2 separate regions of the Mus musculus genome follow, and region 1 is linked to region 2. A link is a contact called in ENCODE Hi-C or POLR2A ChIA-PET data. All regions are on one chromosome and are shown on one strand. The core of a region is the stretch at or near the end of the contact, and the rest is flanking DNA. Distances in the headings are between cores, read along the strand shown. Region 1 holds the start of Gfi1 (growth factor independent 1 transcription repressor). Region 2 overlaps Tgfbr3 (transforming growth factor, beta receptor III).

Region 1 (2,700 bases), core at 160-2,659, 460 kb after region 2:
ACAATGAATTCTGGACATAAAAGAAATGCCAGCCAGAGAAGGACCAGTTCGTTTGACCTCGCCTGTTAGTTCCAGGCAAACGAATTAAGGGCCAGCCTGGAGCTAAGGGACTTAGAAGGAGGCAGAGGACACTTTGGGCAAGGTGTCCAGCACAAAAGCTGGATGCCTCCCCTGAACCCTGTTCCCTTAGGAGCCAGATCCCTAGGCCGACCCTCTGCATCCCTTGTGCGGGCTTCCCTCCGTGCTGCGACTCCAGAACTCTGCCACAAGACCTCGAATCAAGGCTTACCTGGAGACACGGAGGGAGAAGGGGGCCTCCAAAAGTCCTCGAACTCGGAGCAGGGGTCACAAACGCTGCCTTCGCAGCTGTTGGGGGACGCGGAGGCCCTGTCGGGAGCCTCGGTAAGCTGAGAGTCGGGGGACAAACGCTCTCGGGGCTCCATTTTCGACTCGCCTGCACTCACAGCGCCGCCCTCTGCGGAAAAGATTCAGGAGAGAAATAAACCTAAACCTGGCCGAACTGAAGTGGTTCCACCGTGGCGCCCGTGTCCTCCTCTGTCCACTCTGACCCAACCGGGAGCCCTCCCTCCCGAATTCAAGAGCCGACTGCGAGCGCCAGGGGCATCTCTGGCAAGCTCAGCAAATCTGAGCACCGGGAAACAAAAACAAAAACAAAAAAGCACCCGAGGGGCGTTAGGATAGCCTCCCCCGATTCCTAGGAAACGAGGTGGCTTGGAGCAGAGTCGGTGTCCTCGGCAGCTGCCCTACCCGGCCTCTGCGCGCTTCGCACCTGCTCTGCCCGGCGCAGGCACGGTCTCCAGGCGCAGGGAGTAGTCCGGCCCCGGAGAACGCGGCTGGTGATAGCTGTGCGCCTTCTTGCTCTTGACCAGGAATGAGCGCGGCATGGTGGTCAGCCGCTGGACGAATGTTTGGACCCTCGGATACTCTGAGTTCTGAGAGAAGGGGGAAAATTGGGTGGAAACGAGGGTCAGCACCGATGGCGGTTGTGGTAGGTTCCCAGGCCAAGGAAGAGTGTGGGCCAGGGAGGAGAGAGGGAAGCCGCGGGAGGAGGGGCCTGGACCCAGGCGCCACGCTCACCAGGTGGCACTCGGACAGGTGGCACGAATCCCGGCCTCCGCCGCCACTGCAACAGCTCAGTGGTAAAACCTGTCCCCAGGCTCTGGCTCTGGTCCCTTTGCTCTGCCCTGCCCACGCCTCAGCCCCTCCCCTTCCCTACCAAAGCTAGATCATCACTCTCCTGAGAGCAGTAGTCCACAACTGGTCCGTTATCCCAAGTCAACCCTGCAAGCCCACCTGCTCCCTTCTGGGTTGTGGCTCACGCCAGGGATGCGTGGCTTAGTTTAGCCAGTCAGGGGGCATCAGTGTTTGGGACCCGGAAGGGGCTTGGAGCCAAAACCTCCAGGAGCCCCGCGACGAACAGAAGCGAAAGAGGGGCGTACTAGGGACTGGTTTGCCTAGGGACTATGTGCTGCAGTGGCTGGAGCAGAAGTCAGGAAGCCAGAGGCACAGGAAAGTGAGGTGGGAGTGGCAAAGGACCAACACTTGTCCCAGGAGAAACGCCCACTGGAATAGTGGTGTGGCACCGGCCAGGACGGCGACCACTGAGAAACATTCCAGACCTGTAGGCCTTGCTTCAGAAACTAAGTCCCAGAAAGAATTATTTTCTGATCTGCTCACCAAAAATCTTGTCCTAGGGAAGTTGAGTTTAAACTGCGTGCTTACTGGCAAACACGCGGTGCCCAAATTTAATGAGTGCCAACGACTTCGCGGGCCAGCAAGATGAAACCGGAGCGCGCACGAGTGAGCAGTGGCCAGAAGGCCTGGCCAGGAGGCCAGGGTCCCTGAGCATGACCGAGAGCTGGCGTCGCTCTCTTTAACCCCCAATCAGTTCACCTAATCTCGGGTCGAAACCTGAGCCCTGCAGGAGGCGGGGCTGAGACTGCGTCCCAGCTCCTGGCCCGCTCCGGGGGCGACCCTAGGGAGGCCTAGGGTGAAACGAATCCGCCTGCCTCCAAGGTCCAAGGCAATAGAGGCTGAACGGCGGCGGCGGGCTCAAAGACTGGGGCACAGGCCGGCGCACGCCCCGGGTCTTTGGGCTTCGTGCAGTTCAGACTGAGGAACCCGAGCCTCTTCGCCACCCCCCCCCAGGAGCGCGTACAGAACACACCCTGTTGTACCCACTTAAAAGGAGCCCAAGGACTCCTGCTTCAGATTCCCAGTCATAATGTATAGTCACACGCCTTGGTCGGGTTTGGCTCCCAGAACCCAGGCTCCGGCGCTTTAATTTTCCCGCACTCCCTGTCTGTACAGCCAGACGCTCCAACCAGAGGACAATTCTTAAAGCAAGCATGAAGAGCAAGAAAACAGGGCAAGAGTTCTGGAGGCCTCGATGAGGTTCGGTCCTGCGATAGCCAAGAACGGGACCCGTGGGAAGCAGGGCTGTCTGGTCCCGCGCTGGGTCTGCGCGTCAGCACCACGCGGGACAGGGTAGACACAGAGGTGGCGTCCTCGCCCAGGCCACAAACCTACGCTTCGGAGGGCTTTGCTGGGTTCCGGGTAGGAGGGGTAAGGGGATGGCAAGGAGGCCCAGCGCGTGGGAAGGCAACCTCGTGCTGCAGCTGGCGTCCAGGGGGCGGGGCGGCACGCTCCTGGCACAGCGGCCCGCCAGGCTTCCCCTGG
Region 2 (2,700 bases), core at 56-2,555:
AGGGCTTTGCTGCCTCTCTGCCACATTGCAGAAAAACTCAGTCCTGGGCCATGTGATCCAGAAGCCTCTTTCTAACCATTTCTGGTTCCTGTCTAGAGCTCTGTCAAGGTTGTATTGCTGTTGCTTTACGTGTGTGTGTGTGTGTGTGTGTGTGTGTAGTGGGTCTCTGTGTGTCTGGATCTGTGTGTGTCTGGGTCTGTGTGTGAGTGTGGTTTGTTTGAGGCAAGGTCTCACTGTAGTCCTGGTAGGTCTGTACTCACTCTGTAGAACAGGCTGGCCACAAACTCACAGAGATCCACCTGCCTCTGACCCCTGAGTTCTGGAATTAAAGGTGTGGCCGTCATCTAGCTGAGATTTGTGACTGATATGTGTATCGGGGGAGGGGAGGTTGTTGCTTTGTTTGAGACAGTTGAAATATATATATGTATGTGTGAGAGAGAGAGACAGAGATGCAGAGGGAGAAAGAGAGACAGAGACAGAGAGAGGCACAGAGAGAGAGAGAGAGAGAGAGCGCGCACCCAGGTTTATAAGGTGCCACACATATAATACGCTATCAATCAAAAAATATCAGCTATTTTGATCACTACCCCATTCTCTTTGAGGTCTTCTTGCTGATAACTGAAAAGATCGGAGTGTGGTCGGTCATTCATGTAATTCTTAGCTCCTGCCCAACAAGTTTTGTGTATTGCCACAGGGAGAAAGAAGTCAAGGTCAAGGGAGAACAAAGTTACCAGCAATGCTGACAAGTTAGAAAACTTATTTGAAAGCCACGAAATTTACTTCAGCTAACCCCTGGAAGCCTCGCCTTTCTCTCACCATCAGATAAATGGAAATGTCTGTTTGCTTAAGAACTCGACAACAACACTGAGAGTTTGTCTCCCGTTTTTCCTCTTCAAAAATTAGATTTCCTAAATGGGTTAATAAGCTGGAGAGTTTGTTTCCAGGTTTTTTTCTTCAAAAATTAGATTTCCTAAACGGGTTAATAAAGAGAAATCTCCCTGAAAGAATATACCATTTCAACGAACACCAACAGAAATCTTACTAAAGCAAAGACCCATAAGGAGCACTGAGAAGATGGTTTACAGGAGGATTTTTATGGAGCAAATAACCACAGGCAGCCCAGGGCGCGCGTCACCTCTGCTCACATCTGTGCAGGGCCTGTGGGGCTGCGCTGCAATAATCCAGGAGCTTACACCAGTCCTGAAGGAACCATGGAAAGAAAGGCAAATGGCCCTATTAAAAATACGGCCTGCAAATTGCTGACAAGAATATTGGGCAATTATATAATTATTATATAATCGAGCCAAGCTAAACAGTTTGATGCCCAAAGGCAACCACAGCAAGTTCACTCCGGATCTCGAGACATCTCCGAGGAAGTGCAGGACAAGTTGAGACTCCACACAGCTGTGGTGAACAAAGAAGGAGCTTCTTTGAGCTGAAGCCCCTCTTTATGAGAACGTGTTCGAAAAGAAAGCAAACTGCGAGGGTTTTTTTTTTTTTTTTTTTGTCTAATCTCCCCAGTGTGCTGACAGAGTTCTAGGGCCTGGGAGGACAGGAAGGGAATCCCAGGGGTCCCACCTGGCTGATGTCCAGCCAAGACTACAGACCAGAGCTGTGGCATGACTCAGGAATCCAGCCCCTCAGCTGAATGCTGGGTGGAGCCAGGCCTCCATAATTGTGTACCTCTGAAATAAAACCAGAAAACACCAACTCCTCTTTCAGGTGAGGTTCTGTCATAGTCACTTAGCTGCTGACCCGCCTTGACATCATGAAATCTCTTTGGGCTCATGAGCTGTGTGAGTGCGTAAGTAGAACCACTGAGACCCTGGAACAATCTGGAGGCGACTGCAGAGTGATCTCTTTGCTCGCCACCCAAAGCTTCACAGCAGTGTGCTCCACTGCTGGGGATGGGAGCCTTTAGCACCACAAATTAGCAGAAGAAAACAGGGGGGGGGGGGCACTCACAGGTTAAAAACAAAGAAGAATGTGCCGCTTGCTAAGTCTGTTGATTTCGGAGCATGCTGTGTTTACTTCTGAGACCATTAATCAGAGCTGGCTGCTGCACATTCCTGAGAACCAGCAAAGCATTTGGGTAAATACAGGGATTAGCTGAGGAAAGCCTGCTCAACCAAATCCTTGACAGCACCACGAATCTAGACCCACGCTCCAAAGGAGCTACTTAGAAAAGCCTAGACTAAGGAAGGAATGTGTGTGTGTGTGCGTGTTTGTGTCTATCTGTGTGTGTTTGTGTGTCCGTCTGTGTGGTGTGTGTCTGTCTCTGTGTATCTGTGTGTGTGTGTGTGTGTATATTTGTGTGTGTGATGTGTGTATGTCCCTCCGTGTGTGTGTGTGTGTGTGTGTGTGTGTGTGTGTGTGTGTGGTATGTCTCTGTCCGTGTGTGGTGTGTGAGCATCTGTCAATTTGTGTGTGTGGTGTGTGTGTGTGTGTGTGTGTATCTGGTATATGTATATGTGTGTGTCTATGTATATTTGTGTGTGTATATTTATCCATCTGTGTGTGTGTGGTGTGTATGTGTTTGTCTGTGTGTATCGTTGTATATGTGTCTCTATATATAATATATTATATATATTTGTGTGTGTACATGTGTGTATGTTCCTCTGTGTGTGTGGTGTGTCTCTGTCTGTGTGTGGTATGTGTGCATCTGTCAATCTGTGTGTGTGGTGTGTGTCTGTATGTGTA

What was found. Hi-C counts contacts between places; a loop is a spot of excess contacts on that map. ChIA-PET counts read pairs that join two places held with the same protein, here RNA polymerase II (POLR2A).
Region 1: a loop to region 2 is called in a map of T-helper 17 cell, with 3 times the contacts of the local background. The contact joins the promoter of Gfi1 here to the enhancer-like site in region 2. A Hi-C loop is called at or near these places in 1 of 37 maps with a recorded cell type or tissue (T-helper 17 cell). POLR2A ChIA-PET finds 5 or more read pairs at or near these places in 1 of 5 experiments (embryonic stem cell).

The regions. Positions count from the first base shown.
Region 1 is chr5:107,722,934-107,725,633 of GRCm38, forward strand. It overlaps Gfi1 (growth factor independent 1 transcription repressor), which reads right to left and starts at 1,410. Exons shown (of 6, transcript NM_010278.2): 1 at 791-1,410; 2 at 290-475. The coding sequence starts at 905. RefSeq lists a promoter at 1,041-1,429.
Region 2 is chr5:107,267,031-107,269,730 of GRCm38, forward strand. All of the region lies in intron 1 of Tgfbr3 (transforming growth factor, beta receptor III), which reads right to left. Among named protein-coding and RNA genes, the nearest start is that of Tgfbr3, 21 kb to the right of the region's middle. Within about 2 kb of position 1,306, at least 1 of the 3 ENCODE cell types and tissues checked has a DNase peak (open chromatin) inside an H3K27ac peak, as active enhancers do.